3 separate regions of the Mus musculus genome follow, and regions 2 and 3 are each linked to region 1. The links are chromatin loops, found by intact Hi-C in ENCODE. Cell type or tissue: heart. All regions are shown on one strand. Region 1 holds the start of Zfp869 (zinc finger protein 869). Region 2 holds the start of Zfp866 (zinc finger protein 866). Region 3 holds the start of Ndufa13 (NADH:ubiquinone oxidoreductase subunit A13).

Region 1 (8,000 bases):
ATGCACCACCACCACCTGGCAAAGGAAATCTTTTTAGAAGCTATCTTTAATCCTTTAAAAAGAACCTATTGAAATGTTTTCTAACATTTCCTTCCTTGGTCAGTGTTGGACAGAAGGGAAAATCCCATTCTGTCTAGGTTGTGTTGTCTGGCAGCGTTCCTCTTTCCCAGGCCTGGAGCACATTAAAAAGAAAAATCTTCTAAGAGAATGGTGGTTTTTATGGTCATTGGTTAAAAAGGAGACATAAATCATAAAAGAGAAAGGAGTGGAACATTTTCTTTTCCTGCTCTGCATAGATCTGAGCAGAGGAAATGGTTCCCTGATGGAAGTATATATAATTCACACATATATATGAATTCATACTCTGTGTATGAATGCATTGTCTGCATATATGTATGCACACCATATTTGTGTCTAGCGTCTCTGGAGGTCAGAAGAGGGAGTAACATCCCCTGGAACTGGAGTTATGGCGGGCTGTAAACCACAATGTGGGTGCTGGGAACCAAACTTTGGTCCCTCTGGAGGAGTAGCCAGTGTTCTTAACCACTGACCCGTCTTTCCAGCTCCGTACTTCTCAACTTTTGATATTTATATTTGATGTTTTTGTTGTTGTTGTTGTTGTTGTTGTTGTTGTTGTTTTGGCTTGATCACCTGCCTTGTTCCAAATGTATTGTATTGACACTGTTATTGGGTTGCAGTTTATTTGTACCTCTACAGCCCATTAGTTTTTTTTTTTGTTGTTGTTGTTGTTTTTTGTTTTTGTTTTTTGAGACAGGGTTTCTCTATGTAGCTGGCTGTCCTGGAACTCACTTTGTAGACCAGGCTGGCCTCAAACTCGGAAATCCGCTTGCCTCTGCCTCCCGAGCTGGGATTAAAGGTGTGTGCCACCACACCCGGCTAGTATTTCTTTTATTAAATTAAGTGTGCAGAATCCCAGTTTTCTCTTGAGAGACTGTTTTCTTTAATCACCACAATATGACTGTGTTTGTCTCTTCTAATGAATTCTCCTTAGAAGCCTTTCATCAGACCGTGTCTGCTTTCTCAGGAGTGTCTCCAGTGTCCTTTAAGCCCTTCTTCTGTATGCTGATGATTGTATCAGTTATGCCTGTGGTTTCAGAGGTGTGGTTTTGTTTGTTTGTTTTTGAGACAGTGTCTCACCATACAACCCTGACTGTCTGGATATTGCTATGTAGACCATAGAACTCAGAAATATGTAGACCATAGCCTCAAACTCAGAAAAATGCCTGCCCCTGCCACCAGAATGCTGGGATTAAACGTGTGTGACACCAAGCCTGGCTTGTGTAATTACTTCTTAGCTATTGCTTGCCTTTTTGCTACTGTTTCCTGCAAGCTCTCTTTCCACCCCTTGGTTTCTCTATTCAGTGAAGAATTAATGTAGTGACAACTTCAGAATTTTGGTTTCTTTAAAAACACAGAAATATTATAAGAATGTGTTTTCATTTTAAACCAAGGAGTGGAGATATGGGACACTTCAGACTGTCCAAAGCAGCTGACTACGATTTGCCTCATGCTCTAGCAGAGGTATGGTATTGCCAGCCGCAGATAGTTTCTGCGATATTGTGTGATACTGTGATGTCTCTGTGACATTCGGAATTCTGAGAACTTTTCGGAGGGTACATGAATGCTAGCTCCCCAGGAGCTGGAGCAGGTGCTCGTTGGCCATTTAGGGAGGTTGGTTTGTAATTGCTGTGGTCAAAGAAGAAACAAAAGGAAAGACATTAGATTTAGGAATTCATTCTCTCTCTCTCTCTCTCTCTCTCTCTCTCTCTCTCTCTCTCTCTCTCTCTCTCCCTCCCTCCCTCCCTCCCTCCCTCTTTCCTATTTAGTGATGGGGTGAAATGGGGTGGGGTGCGGGGGTAAAGGGTGGGAAAAGAAGAATCCACAAAGTAGCAAAGACCAGCTACAAATTACAGAATGAAAAGTTTGCAGTCTACATGCAGAAGATTATTATTATTAAGATTATTATTGCTCCAGATTGCCCAAAGCTATTTAGGGAGACCCTGTTTAAAAAACAAAAAAGCAAAACAAAAAAAAAAAAACCAAACCAAGCCAAAAATCTTCCCTCAAAAAGCACATATTCACACAAAGCCACAGTCTCCTGTACAACAGGTGGGTGTGGTGTTCAGAGAGGGCGCACTGTGGCCCTTTATGAATTTCATGTGATTGGTTTTTCTGCATGTATGTATGTGCACCGTGCATGCCTCTTCCAGGGAGGTCAGAAGAGGATGTTGGATCCTGTAGGGCTAGAGTTACTGTGAGCCATTATGTGGGTGTTGGAAATTGAACCCAGATGCTATGGAAGAGCAGTCAGTGCTCTTAACTTTGGAACTATCTTTCCAGCCACCTCCCCCAAGTATACTTTATTCATACATATAGATTGTGGAGCAAAACTGCACAACTGCAAGAGTGCATTTATCCTTCTAGAAATGGACCAGCCAGCATACATTTAGCTGATTGGTTCATATTAAATGATATTAAAGAATAAAATCTTTGAAGTTTCTATGAAGAAGGCTCTCAGATCCTACCTGGCCTTGTTAGTAGTGGCCTACAGCACAGAGGGCAAGAGGGAGTTAGCTCAGTCAAGCCTACCAGGTGGGTTGTGAGTGACCCTCAGTGGAATGGGGCTAGTGAACGTGCATGTGTGCATGTGTGGTATATGTGTGAAGTTAGCCGTGTAGGTGCATTTACACAATGGAGTACTACTCAGCTATTAAAAAAGAATGAACTTATGAAATTCCTAGGCAAATGGATGGACCATGAGGCAGCTTCTCTTGGGCAAGAATCTGGAGTAAATCCTTGGATCCCAAGTGGATGAACTCCTAATCAGTTTGATTTGATCCAGAGCCACTCTCCTTAGCTATCTGCTTATTTAAAAATTAGCTATCTCCTGTCTTCCTTCACTATTCTAGTGTGGTTTGGTCATTTCTGTGGCCTCGTGGATACAGGCATCTTCAATGTGTAAGGCTCCTTCAAATACTGAAAGATCCTGGCAGAATGTAAAAGGACACAGAAGCCCTGAAATTGGCAAGATAGACGTCAGTGTTAGCAGAACTAGCTTCACTGATTTAGAAAAATAGAGGTGCACAATGCTCTGGCCACTTCTTGAACCTGTGTGTCTGCCAAAGTTCTGACCAGGTGTGTGCCCATTGCTGCACCTTCATTAGACTCTTTCCTTGTACCCCTCCCATACCCATTTCTTGAGAATAGACATTGTTTAGATCTGGAAATCCCCTAATCTCCCCCTTCTCCTTTCCCCCCTGAGGGCCTATAAAAACTGGGACCTCTTTCCCCTCGAGGACAACTCCTCTACCCCTGCGTGGGATATGAGTCGTCCCCAGAGCTCTGGCTTTCCCCGAATAAAGCCTCATGTGGTTTGCAACAAGCTCGGTCTGTCGTGAGTTCTTGGGTGTCCGCTATTGTCCTGAGGCCTGAGCGAGGGGCTCCTCTCGGAGTCTTTCAATACCTTCTGTTGACCTGGAGTAGTCTGTGATTGATACTGGAAGTTTTTCAGGAAGTATATCCCGAATTCCTGGTTCTTTGGCTTCCACCTCCTTTGTTGGGATTGCAGGAAAAGCAACACCACCTTGGTCTTGGAATGGGTTCGCTTCTCTGCTTAAAAAGAAAAGGTGCAACTTGTTATAATTGAGCAATCTTTGGCGTGACTTGCTGAAATTCCTGAAACCCGGAGGACATCAAGTCTTGTTTCGATGTGATAGGGGTTGGGTTGGGCCCTGGTCTAGTTGTGAGGCAAAGTGATCACTGCCTTGGGGAGTGTATGTAATAGACTGTGCACAAAAACAAGGCTTCCAAGAGGAAGAACCTTAAGTACCTACTGAGTGCAAGAAGACAAGCTGTGAAAGTTCTGGGATGCACAAGGAAGTCCTGCTTCAATCAGATCGTCTTGAAGCAGACTTGCATGAACTTGGGTGAAAGCCAGAGTTGGGAAGGTCTGTGTGGTCCACGTCTTTTAATTTCAGTTCATCCACTTATGGGAGCTGTCATTCAGATTTCACTAGCCAATCAGGGCCCTGAGGGCAGGACATTCATTCACAAGGACCAAGCGAAGCTGTTCCTGTCACTCAGGCCCTCGTAGGGCAGTGCTAGCCAATCAGAACCTTCAGGCCAGGCCACTCACTCAAGAGCGCCTAAAGGAACTGCTTCATCATTCAGGGCATGCTAGCCAATTAGAGCAATGGAATTGAGTCATCCACGCAGCTGCATCTAGGGAACTCCTGTCAATCAGACTTGTGGTGCAGCTCTAGCCAATCAAAGCTTCGGGGCAAGATGTCCAATCAAGAACACCAGACGAGACGAGAGGTGGGTCCTATCCGCCGCCATGCTGCAGATTCTGTTCTTAAGCAGGCATCGCGTGGTCCCGTGAGCTGCGGTGTGATCGCCGCTGCCGGGAGCTGTAGGGGGAGCGCAGGCGAGCTCAGCAACCGCGCCATGGTGAGCGCGGGGCCGCTGTCCCCGGATGGGGAGGAGCGGTCGGCTGAGCCGCGTGAGCCGGGGTGATAGGTCCTTCCCGGGGTTGGGGGAGCGGTGGGACCGGCCGGCCGAGCGGACACCCTGTGCGTTCCACTGGGCGACGTGGGCCCCGTCACTGGCCAGTGCTTGTCTCGGAGGACTCTAATCACTTCCGCTTTTCCAGCCATGTCTGCGCAGAGCGCGGGGAGCGGAAGACTCCTCCTAATCAGGGGGTAGCTTCCGGGTTGGTGACGTCACCGCCCAGTGCTGGCGCCCTGTTTGTGCTTTTGGTGTCGCACTTATGACTGCTGTGTTCTCTGCGCTGTGGTCTAGACGTTGTGGGCTTCGTAGGTCTAGCATCAAGTGTGAGTTAATTTTGTGAAATTCTCCGAGTCTTTGTCCAAGAGTTTCTTTCGGATGGTGTCCCAGAAACAGTTCTAGAAAAGATTGTACTACTTTATCAAAGGTCAGCTTGTCTCCTAATTTAAAAAAAAATTTTTTTTTGTGGATCTGTTTATTCTTCCTAAACAGTGTGTTGTCTTGTGTATTTGATTGGAAATGTTACGAGTGTGTTGTGGGTTCGTCTACATTGTGCTAACCATTTTGTGTGTTTTTTTAAAAGTATTTTACATATAAAATTCAGCAATGTCTTTTATGTACCTGATAAGAACTTTTTAGCATTTTGTGGGAATTATCTTAAATCTGTAATTGAACCTGGGAACTGACATTTTTCTGATTGTGTCTTCTGGTCATGAGGATGTTATATCAGAAACAGACAAATATGTTTGTGTATTTCCACAATTTCATAATTTACTGAATAGAAAGTAAAAAGGTGTCACGCCTCTGGTGGTAATCTGGCCAAGGCTATTTTTCCAAGATATTTTATATTTCCAAGATATTCTATCCAAGGTTCAATTTTTCCAAATCCTAATTATTAATATTTTTTCATATCACACGGTAAATATATAATTATATCCACATATGCTGTTTACACAACCAGCATAAGTTAAAGAGGCTGCAGCAGAGTTCAGAGGGTCCCAGAAGTTGGCGAAGAGAAATGCAAGCAGTGTTTCAGTTGATGAGAGAAGTTAGAACACACGACTAGTGAGCCACAGGGGGAGAGCTTTGAATGAAGCCCGAGGATGTCAGGTTTGAAAGTGGCTGTAGTGGTCTATATGATATGAAAGGCAGACTGACTGGTCCTGGTGAACTGACAGGGACTCAGTTGAATTGAAGCTGCGTCCCTGACTAGATCCTTGGCTCACACAGGTATCAGATGATAGGCTGGTTTCAGGCCGTGCCATCCTAGTGCTTGGTGTCCATCCCTTTCTGAGGCCAGGGGAGGGAGATGCATCCTTTTGTATCCTATGTATGGTGTTTCGTTTGCACCGCTTGTATGCCTAGTGCCTGCGGAAGCTAGCAGAGGACATCAGATCTCCTGTAGCTGTAGTTACATATGGGTGTAAGCTGTCATGTGTACTCTGGGAATTGGACCTCTGAAATAGCATCTGTGTTCTTTTTTTTATGATTTATTTATTTTTTTATTTTATGTATATAGTACACTGTCTTTAAACACACCAGTAGAGGTGTATCAGATCCCATTATAGATGACTGTGAGCCACCATGTAGTTGTTGGGATTTGAACTCAGGACCTCTGGAAGAGCAGTCAGTGCTCTTAACCGCTGAGCCATCTCTCCAGACCAGCATCTGTGTTCTTAACCATTGAACCATACCACCTCTTTAGCCTGACTTTTCTTTAAATTAGCATGTGCTTTTGAGATAGAAATTGTGTAGGCAAGAATGACCTTGAACTCCTGGTTCTTTTGCCTCTATTTCCAAGTGCTGGAATTTCACATATAATTTCATGTAAGAGGCATGCACCGTGACACCTATCTGATGTTCTTTTTCCCTTTAACAATTTCATACATGTATAAAGACTACTGTAATGTCCTGCCCTCTGATTTCCCTCTTTGTCCTCTCCTGCTTACAGTTCCCTGTGAAATATCCATGTTTTCTGCCCCCTTCATCTCCTTCTTTGTTTTGAGAGCCACTAAAAAAAACCATTCTGGTTTTAACCAGGATCATCCGTGTGGCTGCAGGTTCCTGCCCATGCATCTGAGCACGGTAGTGGGTACACAGTTGAAAACAATGCCTTTGTTTAGAATCCCTTGGTATCTAAATCATGATGGGCCCAGTCCTGTGTCAGGTCCGTTACAGCAATGCATTGCTGTTGTAAAGTGAGGTCATACAGAGCATTAGCTCTGCAGTGCTGAAAAGTCAACATTTTACATCCCATCTCACTGTCTCTGGGCCTTACTGTCTGTGCCTCATCTTTCACAGTGATCTCAGCGCCCTGGAAGTGGTGGTCTAAATGTCCTGACTAACTGTGCATCTCCGAGTTTGCTGCGGAGGGGCTTCTCTACCTCAGACGGGGAGGAGCAGTTGTTTGTGAGTAGAGCATTATTTAGAAGGTAACTGGGTGCCAGGACAGTTGAGCTAGAACAGTGGTGCAAAGTTTATCCCTCCAGCTGCAGACGTGGGTTTTGGGTTTAGTTTACTATGACAGGGATGGATTCTCTGAAGGAGTGAGCCTCAAGTTCAGTTAGAGAGCCGCCTGGTGTTATCCTCAGAACAGCTATATCACTATTGCTCAGGTGGACACACCTTGCTTGGCAGGTTGGTTTTGTGTGTCGTGGAGGTCTGGGTAAGACATTCTGTGCCTGTCATTCCTCCCCCAGCAGCCTGCTTAGTGCCCAGAGCATCATGAAAGCCAGCCAACAGGGAGGAAGTTCAGTGCCAGTTTGATTTCTTTCTGCATTGTAACCGGTGTGGGGGGCGTCTTCAGTAATAACAGCCAGTTCTGGAGGGCAACCGTGAAGAGCAGGCGAGCCTGTTAGGTCTCCCTGACCTATGGCTGATAAGCAGTGATTCTTTCCTGCTCTGGAGTTACGGCTTAGTAACCATCGGCTTTCAGAAGCATCATCTACTGTAGGATCTCTCCCTTCTTGTTTTTATCATTTGTCTTAACTTACACATGACCTCGCTGTAGCACTGCTGTGTACATGGACAGAGGACTCTAGAGCCTGCTCCGGGAGATGCTTGTACAGTCATGTTCATTGTCATTCTTAATTTGTAATAACCAGGAAATTAAAAACAGCCTACATGTCCAGCTGGTGAGTAGATATTAAAACCGTGTATACATGAAAGGCTTCCATTCAGCTGTGAATAAAACCAAGATGATGAAATTTGCAGGCTAATGGATGAAACTAGATAATAATACTGAATCAGCTGAGAGTTTGAGCTGGGACAGTGAACACCCTGTGTCCCTCTCCCATAGGTGTTAGTGTCACACTTGTCCTTAGATTGCTGTGTCTTAACTTGCAGAGCTTGAAGAAGTAAGGAAAGGGCCACCAGGGAGCTGCTGTTAAGGATGGAGGGAATGGTAGCACAGATAACCAACAGGAAGACTCTGGGTGAGGAGTTTGAACATGGGGGTGCAGGGTGGGCTGTGA
Region 2 (8,000 bases), 58 kb before region 1:
ACACCAAAAAACTTCTTGTGATGTTCCACTGGCTTCTTGCAGTTTCCTTGGACTCAGGCTGTTTGGCAGAGTTATATCAGCTGATAAAGACTCATGTGGAATTTTGCTAAGACAGATTCATGTACTGAGGCAAGACGTGTGCTGAGGCGAGACCCATGGAGGACACGTGCTGTTTAATGTTGAAGGGAGTATAGAAAGGACTCAACTAACAGTGGCCAGGGCTTGGCTTGCTCACATAGCTAGCTCTGCAACGCTTCTTGGTCTCAAGTCTTCACTGTTCTATATTTTGTTGAGAGCACAGCAAATAACTTCTGGTGTCCCTGGTGGTCCTGGTAACTCTTGCTGACTCATGCCAATTCAGCTGAGACCTGACTATTTCTACTAGGTTGCCCACCACTGCTGATTCATGTTTGCTATACCAACACTACTGAACTGGACTGCTGGTATATTTATGAAGTGTTTGCTGCTCCTGACTTCTATGAACTGAACTGCTGATTTCCTGACAATACAGATGGGATTTGCTTCAAAGAAAAATTTCTAAACAGGTACACTTCCCTTATATCCTAATAACCTTTCTTTTCCACTACCTCTGGTGTGTTGCAGTGAGTTTCGCTTCACCACTTTGACTCCTGGCAGATTGTACATGCACACCCACCCAGGAACTATCTTTTGATCCTGGGATGAAACACACACACACACACACACACACACACACACACTAGCTTATTTTAAAAATGTCTTGGCTACCTCAAAGGCTGAACATTCCTAAACCTTCCCCTGCCACCCTAAAGGCCATTTACCTGAAATCTCATATGAGTCATTGGCTTTATCTCCTGTTGCTATTTCGCCCCATTCTTCTTCCTCCAGTCCTGGTGCACCTCTCTCTTTCCTCTCTGCATCTTCTCCCATGCTACTATAAGTGTCCTGCCCTGTGCCCAGCCTATGGCTGTTTGCATCTTTATCGATCAGGACCTTCAGTGTCTGGACATGAAGATTCAAAGCATTATAACCAATCTCCAACACTGGTTGGTTGGAAGGAGGTTAAAGCATTTAAGAACCGTTATTAAAGCCAGGCGTGGTGGCACACGCCTTTAATCCCAGCACTGGGGAGGCAGATTTCTGAGTTCGAGGCCAGCCTGGTCTACAAAGTGAGTTCCAGGACAGCCAGGGCTATACAGAGAAACCCTGTCTCGAAAAAACAAAAAAAAAACAAAAAAACAAAAAAACAAAAAAAAAAACAACAAAAAAAAACAAAAAACAACCCAAACCAAACAACAACAAACAAACAAATAAACAAACAAACAAACAAACAAACAAAATTAGGGTTGAGAAAAAATCTAAAGCTACAGGAATTCAAGTCCTCTGCAAGTTTGGAAAGTCCTCTTAATCACTGAGCCATCTATCCAGTACTCAGTTTTAAAACATTCTCTTTTAACATTTATTTAAAACATTCTCTTAAACGTTTTCCTTGATCTTGTGAGCCTGAGAGTTAAAAAACATTATATTCTGGACCTACATGCTGTAGGGTTAGCGGGGTCTCATGTCTTCTCTGATATAGGGCTTGGCCACGCAGGGAGGCAGGACACAGGAAGTTTGACTGTGCTTACCCCACGCCATTGCTGGGCAGGTGTCAGGCTGTAGGGAAGCCTCCGAACACCACTCTGGGGTTGGGGAAGCGCAGTCTGAAGTCCAGGGAGCTGGCTTGGGAGGCCGGGACTATCTGCTTCTCAGGCTCTCGGACCCCAGGTGCTGCTGGGAGCTTGGAAGAGCTGAGAACAGAGTGGGGGCCCATGGGCTGGATCTAGCCGGGGCCAAGGGGGAAAGAAAGAAGCTTCGGCTGGTTAGGGTGGGGGGGGCGGGGGGGGCGGGGGGGGGATAGGTACTTGGCTTGTTGGCGGTGGTGGTTTAGTCTTGGTGGTGGCTGGGAGTGCGGAGAGGCCTTCCACTGGAGAGTAGATGGCAGCTCTTTAGGTGAAAGCTTCTCCATTGCTCCCCACGGCAGATCCTGATGAAAAGAGGCAGTCCATGGTTTTAGGGCATTTATTGTCATAGCACAAAGTGGATGAGTAAAACCATACCCCACTTCTCAGGGCAGGCCTGGGGTTAAATACCTTTTGCAGGAGGGGTGTCTGGGAAGGGGAGTATCTGAAGACAGCAACAATGTACTCATATAAACATTAAAAAAAAAAAAAAGACAACAAGCATGGATTCACTTTTGTCAGCCAAACATAATTCAAAAGTTCCCAGACTAACTAAAGCCAAGAGGTTATAGAGACACGAGAGGCAGAGACCAGTGGTTTCCTGTGAGTTGGAGGCCAGCCTTGGGTACAGAGTGAGATCCTCTCTAAAAAATATGAAGAGGTTATAGAGAGCTGGTTCTCATGGATGGTTAGCTGGCGCTAACACGGAGTTTTAACTTTGGCTCCTAGGTATATTCTCTTTATTATATCTTGTCTTAGGAATAGTTATAATTCAGAGATATTTGAGATCTTAAACAGGGAGAATCGGAACCTTCATAGGAGGAGAAAAGATATTCTATAATGATAATTTAAAAACATTTTTTTTATTTACATGTATGGGTAATTCAGTATGCATGAGCCATGAAGGCGCTCAGAAGAAGGAATTTCATCCCCTGGAGCTGGATTTACAGGAAGTTAAGAGCCAACGGGTGTGTGTGTGTGTGTGTGTGTGTGTGTGTGTGTGTGTGTGTGTGTAAACCAAACAAGTTCTCTACAAGAGCAGAAGGTACAGAGAGTGCTCCCATCCCCTCACCTCCTTCCCTCTTTTCAGTCGGTCCTTGATTGTGGTCTAGGTAATGATACTGCCCACTTTTAGGAAGAGCCTTCCTATCTCAACTACCCTATTTAGAAACACCCTTACATACATGCTGGAGGGTTGCTCCTATCACTTTGACAATCAAGACTAATCATTACACGACTGAACACCACTCACTGATCTGTTCATTGACTCCATTAGCTTTGCTGGGTTTTTCCTTCTTATTGTTTCTACTGCCAGTACTCCCCCACTTCTTCTTTAGTAAAAATGGGTGAACGCCTTTTTCCCAGCACCCGTGAAGCATAGGCAGGTAGACCTCTGTGTTTGAGATTAGCCTGGTCTACAGAGTGAGTTCTAGGATAGCCAGGGCTATACAGAGAAACCCTGTCTTGGAAAAAAACAAAAAAACAAAAAACAAAAACAAAAACACCAGGATAGCTAGGGCTACACAGAGAAACTCTAACTCAAAAAACCAAAAATTAAATAATAAAATGTTCTGATGATTTAGTGGCTATGTACGTGTGTGTGTGTCTGTGTATATTTATGTGTGTGTGAAGAACACACTTGTGGAGGCCAGAGGACAACTTTCCTGAGTTGGTCTTCTTCTACTATGTTCATGCTTAACCTACTAAGTCATTTCCTTGACCCACGTCTTCAATTTTCTTTTTCTTTTTCTTTTTGCTTTTGTTTAAATTAGAATGTCTGTAGAGGCCTGGAGAGGAGAAACGGGGGTGAGATGGAAGGATAGAGAGGTTTTTGGTTTTTGTTTGTTTGTTTGTTTTGGTTTTTTCAAGACAGGGTTTCTGGTGTAGCCTTGGCTGTCCTCACTCTGTAGACCACTCTGGCCTCGAACTCAGGAATCTGCCTGCCTCTGCCTCCCAAGTGCTGGAATTAAAGGTGTGTGCCACCACTGCCTGCACTGCCCGGCTGGATAGAGATCTTAACTGGAAGAACACACATGCTATGAAAATAGAGGAAATGAATACTTGTGTTAATGTGCAACCTGGGACAGATGTATAAACCATAGATGTTCCTTACTCAAATTCCTGATGCCTGGAGAACATCATGTCCAGTTATAATTTGACCTTCTAATTAAAACTGACCTGAGCACCTTTCTAATTGTGAGGCAGCAGGATTGCTGCAATGAGCACTCGGTGTGCACAGTGACGACTTGGTGATGGAGTACTGCTTTACCAGGGAGAAGCTAGTTCTGCTTAGAAGCAAGGAGGGCGGGGCTATGGCTGTCATTTGAATCCCACACTTCGGCTTTGGAAGCTAGTGTCACTCAGGCTTTGGTAGCCAATCAGGTTCTAGAACCGTGCCGTCTAATCAGGACTACTGGAGAGCGGCAAGAGGCGGGTTCTTCACGGCCGCCATATTGTGGCTCGGCTCTGCGGCACAGGGAGGTGCGGTGTGTTGTGCTGTGAGCGCTGCTGCCGGGACCAGTGAGGAGAGCGCGGGCGAGTTCGGAAGCCGCGCCATGGTGAGCAAGGGCCGCTGTCCCTGCCCGCTGTGGTGGATCCTCCCCGAGGCTGGGGCGGGGCGGCAGCGGCATTCAGTGCTGTGTGGCGCTGGGCCCTGTGTCCTCTTCGCCGTGGTCCGCGCCTGCGCAGAGCGCGGAGCCTCCCTGCGGAGGCTCCGCCTCGCGCAGGAAAGAGTCGGTGCTCTGTCTGGGGCAGGCGTTTTATACAGTCCTGCTTTGGGTATCTCATCAGAAGGTTGTAAAACAATAGGTCATCTAGTTTCTGCTACTTTCTAGAAGTTCTGAATTTTCATGTAACATTTAGGTCAAAGCAATCAACTTGAGTTAATACTGTGAATTTTAAACTTTAAAAAAATTATTATTTTTTGTGCATTGGTATTTTGCCAAAATGTATGTATGTCTTTGTGAGGATGTCAGATCCTCTGGAACTGTTGTTGAGCTGCCATGTTGGTACTAGGAATTGAACTCAGGTCCTCTGGAAGAGCAGCCGGTTTTCCCAACCATTAAACCATCTCTCCAGCCCCAACATTGTGAAACTCTATTTAATTTCTTGTCTATAGACATCGGTTCTGCTAATAACCTTTTGCTATTCTGCCCTTTGTTGAGTTTCCTTTGCTACTTTGTCAAAAAAAGGTACACACACACACACACCCCATATATATATGTGTGTGTATATAACATGTGTATATATAATATCTATAACTATATATATACACTTTAAGTCTGTGTGCTGTTTCTTTGGAATTGTGTGGACCATTTTCGTTTTTTTCCACTCTCCACATAAACTTGAGAATCAGTTTCTTAATTTTTCATAAGTTGTTAGGATTTATATTGTGATTATTTAAATCTTAGTGCAGATTGAGGAAACATGACGTTCAGTTCTGAAGCTTCCTATCGCCATATTTATGGGGTATCACTATTTTGTGTTTGCTTTTTGTTTGGTTGGGGTTTTGTTGTTGTCTTTTTTGCTTATTTTGTTTTTTGTTAGGTCTGCTTTGGCCTAAAACTCACTCTGTAGAGGCTGGCCTTGAAATCATAGCCATACACCTGCTTCTCTCTGCCTTCCATGTGCCAAGATTCAAGGCATTGTCTCCCACTGCCCTGCATGGTTTTGTTTTGTTTTGTTTTTTGTTGTTAAAAATTATAGTTCTTGCTGGGTTGGTTGGTCAGTCTACTTTTAACCCAGCACTTGGGAGGAAGAGGTTGGCAGATTGAGGCTAGCCTGGTTTACATAGCTGCAGAGTTCCAGGTTAGCCAGGGTTACATCATGAGACCCTGTCAAAAAGATGAGGTGGATGGTCTGTAATGATGGTTCAGTGCTTAAGAGGGTATTGCTCTTGTAAAGACTCCAGTTTGATTTCCAGCATCCACCTCTGTGACTCACAACTGCCTATAACTCCAGTACCAGAGCATCCCATCTCCACTTCTGGCCTCTGAGGGCACCTCCTTCAAATGCACGAACCCCTACACACACACACACTCTTAAAACTTTAAAAGTGGCTTAGCAGTGAAAAGCCCTGGTTGTTTTTTGCAGAGGATGCTGCCTGATTCAGTTCCCAGTGCTCAGGTGGCCATTTACAACCTCCTGTAACTAGTCTCCAGGCCTCCTCTGATCTCCACAGGCACCGCATATGTGCTGGCAAAACACTGATCTTCATAAAAAAGTGTGAAAAAAACAAAGTAAGGCCCCTTGGCATTCTCTCACTCAAAGAGGCCCATTGCCTTTCTTGGAAATGTCTATAATTTGTATCTCCTCTTTGCTCCTAATAAAACTTTTTGAAAGTTTTAAAACAGTTAAAATCTTTTTAAAAAAATTGTAGTTCTTACCTAGAGGACTTTATTGAATTGGTATATATTTCATTGTCTCTTCTTACCTGCATTGCCATACTGGGTATTGTTATCCAGCTGCTCACTGTTGGCTTACAGGACGCTGATGGATATTATACTCATCTTTAAACATTTTGATAATTTGTTAAGAGTTACTGGTTATAATCTTGTTGGTTCAATGAGTTTTGTTGATTCTTGGAATTTATTTTGAGGAAACAGTTTATTTTTTTCTTTTCAATGCTAATAGCATCCTTAATCCCCTTTCTTGCTGTGTGTGTGTGTGTATGAGAGAAAGAGCGGGAGAGAGAGGGCAAGAGAAAAGAAACTCATTCTAAGCCACACCATGGTGGTGCATGCCTTTATTCCCACTACCAGTAAAGGAAGACAAATCTCTGGGCTCGAAGCTAGCCTGGTCTATAGGTCTAGTTCCAAGACAGCCATCGCTACACAGAGAAACCTTGTCTTAAAACCAAACCAAACATCCCTTCCCCCCTTTTTTATGTTCTGTGTTTTACAAAGTCTTGCTATGTAGCTTTGGGTGGCCTAGAACTTGCTATGTAGATGAGGCTAGCCTCAAACTCAGAGATCTGTCAGTGATTGCCTTCATAGTGCTAGGATTAAAGGTCTCTGGCAGCATGTTCTGCTTATCCATTCTCCTATTATGTAGCTCTGGCTGTCCTGGAACTCTGTAGACCAGTCTGACCTTGAATTCACAGAGATCTGCCTGTCCGTGTCTTCAGAGTGCTAGGATCAAAAGCATGCTCCACCACTCCTGGCCCTCAACCCAATCATTTTTAAAAGATTTATTTTACTTCATGTGCATGAGTGTTTTGCCTCCATATAAGCGTACTGTAAGTGCACTGTGTCTGTAGCTGGTGCCTGTGGAGACCAGAAGGGCACACTAGATCTCACGCAACAAGTTACTGTTGATTGTAGGCTGCCATGTGGGTCCCAGAACTCAAACAGGGTCCTGCAAGAGCAGCAAGTGCTCTCCTGAGACATCCCTCCACCTCTTCCTGCCATATATATTCCAGTTACTGGCAGAATCATATTTTTTCTACTTCATTGTTAATGGTATATTGTATTAGATTGAGCATGTTTTTCTTTTAGGGCACTGGAAAGTGAGTCCAGGCTTTTGTACATTCAAGCATATGGTTTAGCTTAGTTTCCTCAGCTTCAATCAGAATTGTTCGTTACTGTTTATTTGTGTGTGTGTGTGTGTGTGTGTGTGTGTGTGTGTGTGTGTGTGTGTGTCTAAGGAAGTCAGAGGGTGTCAGGACCTCTAGAGCTTCAGGTTGCTATGGTCGCTGGGAGCCAAGTCAGCTTCTTTTTAAGAACAGTGTATGTTAACTGCTGAGCCTTCTCTCCAGCTCTTACAGCTTCGTAGGCTTCTGCGTTTGCACATGTCACCAGCAAGGTTATGACATCGTTAGGTTGTGCAGTAAATGAAGAATCTCATAGAAGATTGATCTCAAGCCGTTCTCCCTCCCCAATGTTTGAGCCACATGTTTGTCTTTCTCTGCATTCTTTGTGATTTCATAACATTAGAAAGTGAACATTTGCCTTTAATCTCAGCACTGGGGAGGCAGAGGCAGGTAGACACCGGGAGATTGACGCCAGCATGGTCTAAATCATTGGTTCCACTCCAGCTATGGCTACGTAGTGAGACGTTGTCTCAGAAACAACATTTGACGTTGCAGTGAGTACCTCTGGAAATGAGTCTGTCTTCTCCAGGGTTACTGTTCCTTTCTTGCAGGCTCAGTTTGCCATTTGTTTAGTGTCTCCAAAGTATTTGTTACCAAGATTCTATTACCTGTGTATTGGCAATCTGACTCCAGAATGCACTTCGTATTTAGTTGTTATTTTTCACAGATTTCTTTGTATATGAAGAGCTAAACAGAAAGGCTGAAAAGGC
Region 3 (8,000 bases), 180 kb before region 1:
CCTCTGTAAGAGCAGCCAGTGCCTTTATCTACTGAGCCTTGTCAGACCCAGCCTTTTTAAGATTTTAATTTTTATTTGTGTGCATAGGTCTGTGTGTAAATGTATGCTAAGTGTGTGTGGTACCTGTGGGGACAAAAGACGGTGACACATTCCCTGGAGCTGGAGTGACAGGCTATTGTGAACTGTTCAACATGGATGTTGGAACTGAATTCTGGCCTTCTGGAAAAAATAGTTCTCTTTACTGAACTATTTCTCTCTCTTTCTCTCTCTCTCTCTCTCTCTCTCTCTCTCTCTCTCTCTCTCTCTCTCTCTCTCTCTCTCTCTCTCTCTCCTCTCTCCTCTCTACACACACACACACACACACACTGCATACATTTTAATTCTGTTGTTGAGACAGTGTATTACATGTAACCCTGGCTGGGCTGGAGCCAATGGCTGCTCCCTGCAGTGTACCTCACCTCTGCAAGGCACAGAGCCAGTGGAGGTTTTTCCTGCTTCAAGCTGCATCCACACTGATGCCCAGGACCCAGCACTTCTAAGCATTTCTCCAGGATTCTGCCCTTGTGAGTCAGGCAGTCTCAGTGGCCCCAAGACCAACCATAGGCTATGGGCTCGAGCAGCGTTTTAAGCTGAGAAACAGGAATCATTAATTCTGTTCCCTAGGACCTGCTACCTCTGAAGTAAACCTCACAATGTGCATGGGGGGTGGGGGGAGTTGGGGAAGGGCAGGGCTGTGTAAAAGCTGTCAGCTGACACCTAGATCGGCAAAAAAAAAAAAAAAAAAAAAAAAAAAAAAGCAGCTAGGTGTGGTGGTGCTCACTTTTAATCCCAGCACTCAGGAGGCAGAGGCACGTGGAGTTTGGAGCCAGCCTGGTCTACATAGTCCCAGGATAGCCAGAGCTATATTATCTTGAAAACAAAACCAAACAACAACAACAAAAACCCATAGACAGACAGAGAAGAAAAATGGGTAACTGGTCTTGGTGCATACCTGGTGCATACTGCCCAAGAGGCAAGAGGATTGCCCCATTTTTCTATTTGGGTTACATGTGAGTAGTCTATGCCTACATAGCAAAACCTGTCTCTACAACAAGCCTGGCCTGTGGCTCAGTGGTGCAACCCATGCCTAGAATGCCCCTAGAATGCCCAGTGAGGGGCGGGGGGTTGGGGGGGCTGGCTGGCTCAGAGAGTAAGGTTCTCGATTCTACCTCCAACACTAGGAAGAAGGGCAATGGGAAGTGGGTGGTGTAGTCAACTTGTGTACTGGAATCTCAAAAGACAATATAGAAATACAAACCCTGAGTCTACTGAGCCCCCGCCTTCCCAAGCCCTACTTCTCAGGTGCGGAACACAAAGCACAGCCTGTATCCATTGGCTCCCTCTGCCCACTGCCAGGGGAGTGGGTTTTTTTCTCGACTCTGGCATACTCCAGCTAGCCCCAGACTTTAGGCCTCTCCCCTCTTATAGCCTCAGTCTCCCCATCTGCCAATGCCGCAGTTAGGGCCCAGCATGAGGAAAGTTTTCACATTCAAAAACTCCAGGGCACCAGAAACCTGTGGAGTAGAGGGGAGCTGGGGCTGAGGCCAGCTTGAGTCTGTCTCTGGATACCACCGCCCACGGGAGTTCCTCACAACGTACAATTATCCCCACATCTCGGCTCTTCTTTTACTTGGCTTGCACTTGCATCCTTGTTGAAGGCAAGGATGGTTGAAGCTTCTCAAAATCCCAATATCTGGTTCAAGACATGCAGAACTGGACTGCACACCTTGGAAAGTGGAGGCAGGAGAATCCAAGTTACAAGCCAGCCTAGGCTGCATAGTGAGGTATTTGATCTAACTTTGACACACAAAATCACCACCACCACCACCAACAACAAATCAAGAGATCATCAGTAGATGGGTCTGGTTTTTCCCTGTAAACTTTTCCCATAGGGAAAACAACCATCACCAAGGACTCCCGGCTTCCAGAGACCTGAGTACAATCCACACCTGTCTCTGCACAACTGACACCTATGTGGGTGTCACATCTGTAAATGCTGTTCCAGCCAACAGGCAGTCCCGCTGATCCCAATTCAAGTATCATCAGATCCTGGCGGATGACTATAGAACTTTTAGGAATTTATCCAGTTTAGGGACGTGAAGAATCAGGATTTGAATCTCCCTACTCCGGTTTTTAGGTCTAAAGGTAGAATTTCCACATACTCGCCTTTCTCTAAGTTGCCGAAAACTTCCCACCCCCTGCTCAGTGACAAGGTTCCACCGCTAACCCCAGTTGCAAGGAAGAGCGAATTTATTGCAGGTTCCAACCTGGAACTTAGCGTGCACGGCTGGCCCACGGTTTCTCTGTAGCATGGCAACCCACCGTGCAACAGCTCATTCTGCGCAGGCGCAATGCTTCTCTCTCTTCTCTTTGCGCCCCTCCCGGGGCCTTCTCGCCAGAAATCGAGGATGCGCATGCGCTCTCCAGCAATCAGTTTGTGCAGGAGGAATCAGAACCCAACAGCAGGCCTCAGAGGGCCGCCGCCGTGGGGGAAGGGGAAGGGACAGGACGCGTGCGCAGTGGCGCGCGGCGACTTCGCGGGTTTCCCGAAGCTCGCCCTTCGCGCGTGCGCCGCCCTGGCTCTGTGCCTGGTGCGGCGGGAACAGCGAGAACCCCGGCTCCTAGCCGGAGTCCCCGGCCCGCAGCCAGCCATTGCGCGCCACCTGGCCCGCCGAGGGCCGGGCAGACGGGCTGAACTGTAGCAGCTCGGCGATCAAGGATTTGCATCGTTCCGACAGTTCGAGGCCGTCAGGGTAGAGCACGCCGCGCTTCTGGCGCCGGGGTAGGCCAGCAATGTCCGAGTCGTCGAAGGGCATGCACCCGGTGACCATGACGTAGAGCACAACGCCCAGGCTCCACACGTCGTATTTCTTAGGGTCGTAGGGGATGCCCAGGAGCACCTCAGGTGACGCATACGCGGCCGAGCCGCAGTAGGTGGTGCTCAGGTCTGGGTAGCCGTGCGCCTGGCGGCCGAAACCGAAATCCGTGATCTTGACGCGGCGCTCGTCAGGGCTTAGCAGCACGTTTTCGCACTTGAGGTCGCGGTGCACCAGGTGGTGGTCGTGCAGGTAGCGCACGGCGCCCGCGATCTGCGAGAAGAGTTCGCGCGCCTGCGACCCCGGGATGCGCCCGTTGCGCTGCACTGCCTGCAGCAGGTCGGTGGCTGCTGCCTCCATCACGATGTACAGCTTCCCATTGCACACTTCGATGAACTCGAAAACGTGTACGATGTGCGGGTGCCGTACTCCCCGCAGGATGGACAGCTCTCGAGGCAGGAACTTGTTGACGAAGTCCGGAGGCGCTCGCCGGCGGTCCACCACCTTGATGGCCACCGTCCCTTTATACTTCTTGGAGGTGGCCACTTTCACCTTGGAGTAGCTGCCCTCACCTATCGTGCGGCCCAGCTTATAGCCAAGTTCGCTCAGGAGTTTGTCGCCCGACATGGTGGCGCCCGGGGCGCGCGGGGAGCAGGAGGCGGCTGCTGTCGGGGGGCGGCCGGACTCCAATCTCGGGCCTAACCCATGGTGCTTGGCACCTGCACCCCCGTGCCCCCATGTGCCCACTCCCAAGGCCCTACAGCCGCGATGACTTTTATTGCCCGGGTAACAATTTCTGCCTTGTGAAGTGACTGCGGGCGTCACTCGGCCTTGGGGCGGGGACCCTCCCTCCCCCGCCCCGCGGGCTCCCTAAACCCTTCTTAGGCTTTGTGACTCAATCGCCCTTAATGGTCAGTTCCTCGTGAGAAGTCACTGGCGAGGAGACTGCCCACTGATGTGGAACAGGACAAGTCCCTCCCTGAAGTGATGGTGCTCAGGTGGGTGGGAACCAGCCTGTTGCCTCGAGCCTGGCTACCATGGCTCACGAAAGAAAGTAGGTGAACTCCCAAGGTTTTTAGTGCAAGAAACACGCCCGAGAGAGCTCTAGATGCAGACCACAGTTACTCCCTGCCTAGGGCCAGAGGGAGGAGGGACTGACTTCCGGATCGCAGCAAGGCTAGCGTAACGCTTCCAAATTATAGGGAACCTCCTGGGTGACGGAACTTCCGCCACACTCAAAATGGTGGTCGCGCGTTGCCTCACTTCCGCTGGTGGCCGGAAGTTGCGGGTCCTGCAAGTATGGCGGCGTCGAAGGTGAAGCAGGACATGCCCCCGCCAGGGGGCTACGGCCCCATCGACTACAAGCGGAACCTGCCCCGCCGGGGACTGTCGGGTCAGTGTCTCAGTGTCGTCCTGTTCGTCGCAGACCAGGCTTTTGTTATGCGGTTAGACGAGAGAGGGCAGCCTGCGGGCTTCAGAGTGCACAGTGTGAGCGGAGGCTGAGTTGGAATCTTGGTTTTCTAGTGCAGCATCCCGGAAGCCAGAATGTTCATGTCCCCTAGTTTCCAGCTGGCTTCCACGGGCCTGGAAACTAAGCCTGCGAGAAGCACTAACCTGGAGTTTGGAGGCTTTTGTTTTGTTTTAGGCTGGCCTCAAACTCCGTAGCAGAGACTGATCTAGAACTCCTGATCTCTTGCCTTCACTTCCGAAGGCTATGCTCATAGGTATGCACCGTTATACGTATTTTTTTTTTAATGTTTTTAAATTTTTTTTTTTTTTTTTTTTTTTTTTTTTTTTTGCAGATAGGGACTTACTATATAGCCCAGGCTGGCCTCAAACTCGTGGCGACCCTGCCTTTGCCAATGGATTGCTGGGATGACAGACAGGTCCACCCAAGGCAAGATGTGTGTTGATTGTAACATAGCATAGAAGGCTAGTCTTAAACTCTAGCCTCCCTAGTGCTGGTTCCTCTTCTGGCATTCTCTGCCCACCCCCAGCCCCCACCCCCACCGGCTTTCGTGGAGCCCAGGCCAGCCTGAAATTATGAACACCCCAACTCTATGCCTTCATAGTACCAGGATGACAGGCATGTGCCCACCAGGCTGTGTTTTTAAGTTTTTAAAAGTGTTTTAAGTAACATTTAGAATTTTATTATCGATTTCAACAGGAAAAGAATATGAAGAAAGTTAAAGTCCCCACTGTCAGTGCTCAGAGTTACAGAAATACAGTAGTTAGCAACTGGGGCCCAATTGGTAGAGTGCCTGCCTAGCCTTTCAAAGCCCTAGGTCGCACCCCTGGCACTGCATAAACAGGACTTGGTGGTGCACACCCATCATCTCAGCATTTTGGATGCTGAAGCAAAACGGATTGATGGTTAGGGTCATCCTGGGCTACATAGATCAACCTGGACTACATGATCCCATCTCACCCTAGAAGAAGAGAGAGATGGGCTTAGGGACTGTAAGATGGCACAGTGGTTAAGGGCATTGATGCTCTTCCAAAGGACCTGAGTTTGCTAACTCCACCTTCTACAAATTCAGATTTTTAGATTTTAATTCATCAGACTTTAATGTGCATATTATAGAAACTGTGCCTCAACTAAGCAAACAAAATGTTCTGGTCCTGTGTGATGGCTCACCTGTGATTCTAGACATGAGAAGCAAAGATGGGTCACAACAAGTTCAAGGCTAGCCTAGGCTATGTGGAGAGTGTTTGGTTCTGGATTATATAGAGAAGAGCCTCTTGGTGAAGGGCAGCCCAGACCCTGGGCTAGATAGTTGAGAGTTGTGGGCAAGATGTGCCAGGTACAGACTGAGGGATGCTGGGAGAACCTGGAGGCCAGGTCACGCTGCTTTGGTATGTAAAATATGAACCTCTGTCCCTTGTTCCAGGGTCCAAATCCAAATGTCAAGTTCCAGCCAGCCAGGAACATATTGTGAGAAACTGGTTTTAAAACCCAAAAACTAGCCAGGCAGTGATGGTACAAACCTTTAATCCCAGCACTGGGGAGGCAGAGGCAGGCGGATTTCTGAGTTCAAGGCCAGTCTGGTCTACAGAGTGAGCTCCAGGACAGCCAGGGCTACACAAAGAAACCCTGTCTGGAAAAACCAAAAAAAGAAAGGAAAAAAAAGGAATATTTATCTATTTTATATATATATATGAGTACACTGTAGTTGTCTTCAGACACACCAAAAGAGGGCATTGGATTCTATTACAGATGGTTGTGAGCCACCATGTGGTTACTGGGAATTGAACTCAGGACCTCTGGAAGAGCAGCCAGTGCTCTTAACCTCTGAGCCACCTCTCCAGCCCCCTCCAGGCCTTTTGAGACACAGATGGCAGACTAGAATACCCTCCCCATTCCCAGGGCCTCACCTGCTGTTCTGACAGTGAGGCAGATCCTCTGTCCACTTCTCCCTCCTGTCTCTTCCTTTTTTCTTTTTTCTTACATTTTGTGTGTGACTTAGTACAGATGTGAATGCGCCTCTTTTGCACATAAAGGGTAGAGGACAACTTGAGGAATGTGCTTCCTTCTGCCCCATGGGTCTTAGGGATTCAGCCCTTTTACTCATCTTGCCAGCCTCTATCTTTATTCTTTCTTCCTTAAACATTTAAAAACTGTATGGTTCTGATTTCTTGCATCTATGCATGTATACTGCACGCATGACTGGTACCTGTGCGAACCACAAGAGGTCATCAGATTCCCTGGAACTGAAGTTATGTGAGTTGCCATGTAGGTGCTGCAAACTGAGCCTATGTCTTCTGCAAGAACAGCAAGTGCCCGCCCACGCCCACCCCCACCTTGCCACACCCCAATATAGCCCTGGCTATTCTGGAACTCATGGGATCAAAGGCATGTGCCACCCTGCCTGGCTCCCCCCCCCCCCCCGCCCTACTTTTTAGTATTTATTATTGTGCTTGAATGTCTGTGGGGAGCGTGGGAATGTGGAGGTCAGAGAACAGCTTTGCAGAGTCAGTTTTCTTCTGTCTTTCTGTGGGTTCCATTCTGCAGTTAGTGTTTACCAGCTGAACCATTTTTGCCAGCCTCTCTCTTTCAGCTTTCTCTGAAGTGTGGCCCACTTAGGCCTGCACTTAGACTGAGCTAGTGGTCTCCTCAAGTCAGGGTGTCTTACTTATTTATTTGTTTATTGGTTTTTTGAGACAGGGTTTCTCTGTGTAGCCCTAGCTGTCCTAGAACTCACTCTGTAGACCAGGCTGGGCACCAAACTCGGAGATCTGCCTGCCTCTGCCTCCTGTGTGCTGGGATTAAAGGTGTGCGCCACTGCCCGGCATATAATGTTTGTCTTCCTGCATTTATTTAGAGACAAGGTTTCATTGTAGCCCTTTTCGAGGATGACCCTGAGTTTCTGATTCTTCTGCTTCTGCCTCCTGAATGCTGGGTGACACTTGGTGTGTGTCACTAAGCCTAGCTTCTTCACTGTGAATAGGGATCCCAGGGCTTATGCCTGTTAGCAGGTCGTCTACCACTTCAGCCATGTGCCTCATTTAGAGACTGGGTCTCACTATGTAGCCATGGCTGGCTCTCCATGTAGACCAGACTGGTCTCAAACTCACAGAGATCTGCCTGTCTCTGTCTCCCAACTGCTGGGATTGAAGAAGAGCCCCAGCACACATGGATAAGACTGAAGTGTCTGTATGTGCACGGGAATGCAGGTGCTTATGGAGGCTGGAGGAAGGCATCAAATTCCCTGGAGTTGGGGTTGTAAGTGGCTGTAAGGCACCCATTGTAGTTTGGGGCACAGAACTCTGTCCCTACACTTAACCTCAGAGCCATGACTCCAGCTCTGCGGAAGTTTTCTTGTGTAGTCACGGGTGGCCTTTGTCCTGAGTTCCAGCCTAGCTAACTGCACATGGCTGGTTCTTTCCCAAAGAGCTTCCAGTCTAGCTGATGGACTCATAGTGTCAGCATTCCTACCTGTGCCTCTGCTCCTGGTCGCCAGGAACTGCTGTAGCCTGGGGAAGTGAGGAGGAGCCTCCCTGTGAGCAGACCTCAAACTGGCGTCTCCCAGACTGGTTTCGGACAGGCCTGTGTTCTGCGCCTCCCTCAGCTTCACCAGCACCCTGGTGTTCTGCACCAGGCAGCCCTTTCATTGTTGTTGTTTGGGGGTTTGAAACAGTCTCACT

Evidence for each region. Hi-C counts contacts between places; a loop is a spot of excess contacts. Peaks named below come from ENCODE experiments on the same cell type or tissue, not always from the same donor. Only the 100,000 strongest peaks of a DNase experiment are listed, where the experiment ranks them.
Region 2: a loop joins it to region 1, with 2.1 times the contacts of the local background. A loop is called at or near these places in 1 of 42 quality-filtered maps.
Region 3: a loop joins it to region 1, with 4 times the contacts of the local background. A loop is called at or near these places in 1 of 42 quality-filtered maps.

What each region holds. Positions count from the first base shown.
Region 1 is chr8:69,713,238-69,721,237 of GRCm38, reverse strand. Zfp869 (zinc finger protein 869) reads left to right here and starts at 4,336. Exons shown (of 5, transcript NM_001039965.1): 1 at 4,336-4,470. It overlaps Gm51532 (a long non-coding RNA gene), which reads right to left and starts at 4,131. Exons shown (of 2, transcript XR_003947396.1): 1 at 3,485-4,131; 2 at 1,442-1,707. In heart, no CTCF peak of the experiment used is centred here; DNase peaks (open chromatin) are centred at 4,167 and 4,627; H3K4me3 peaks cover 2,349 bases; H3K27ac peaks cover 1,589 bases.
Region 2 is chr8:69,771,048-69,779,047 of GRCm38, reverse strand. It overlaps Zfp866 (zinc finger protein 866), which reads left to right and starts at 4,137. Exons shown (of 4, transcript NM_177899.3): 1 at 4,137-4,258. The coding sequence starts at 4,256. In heart, no CTCF peak of the experiment used is centred here; a DNase peak (open chromatin) is centred at 4,097; H3K4me3 peaks cover 2,037 bases; H3K27ac peaks cover 1,463 bases.
Region 3 is chr8:69,897,790-69,905,789 of GRCm38, reverse strand. Ndufa13 (NADH:ubiquinone oxidoreductase subunit A13) reads left to right here and starts at 3,770. Exons shown (of 5, transcript NM_001382215.1): 1 at 3,770-3,853; 2 at 4,058-4,248. The coding sequence starts at 4,155. It overlaps Tssk6 (testis-specific serine kinase 6), which reads right to left and starts at 3,606. Exons shown (of 1, transcript NM_032004.2): 1 at 2,272-3,606. The coding sequence starts at 3,482. The coding sequence ends at 2,661. In heart, CTCF peaks have their summits at 2,370, 4,230 and 6,534 (motif pointing right); DNase peaks (open chromatin) are centred at 2,479 and 4,079; H3K4me3 peaks cover 4,135 bases; H3K27ac peaks cover 3,449 bases.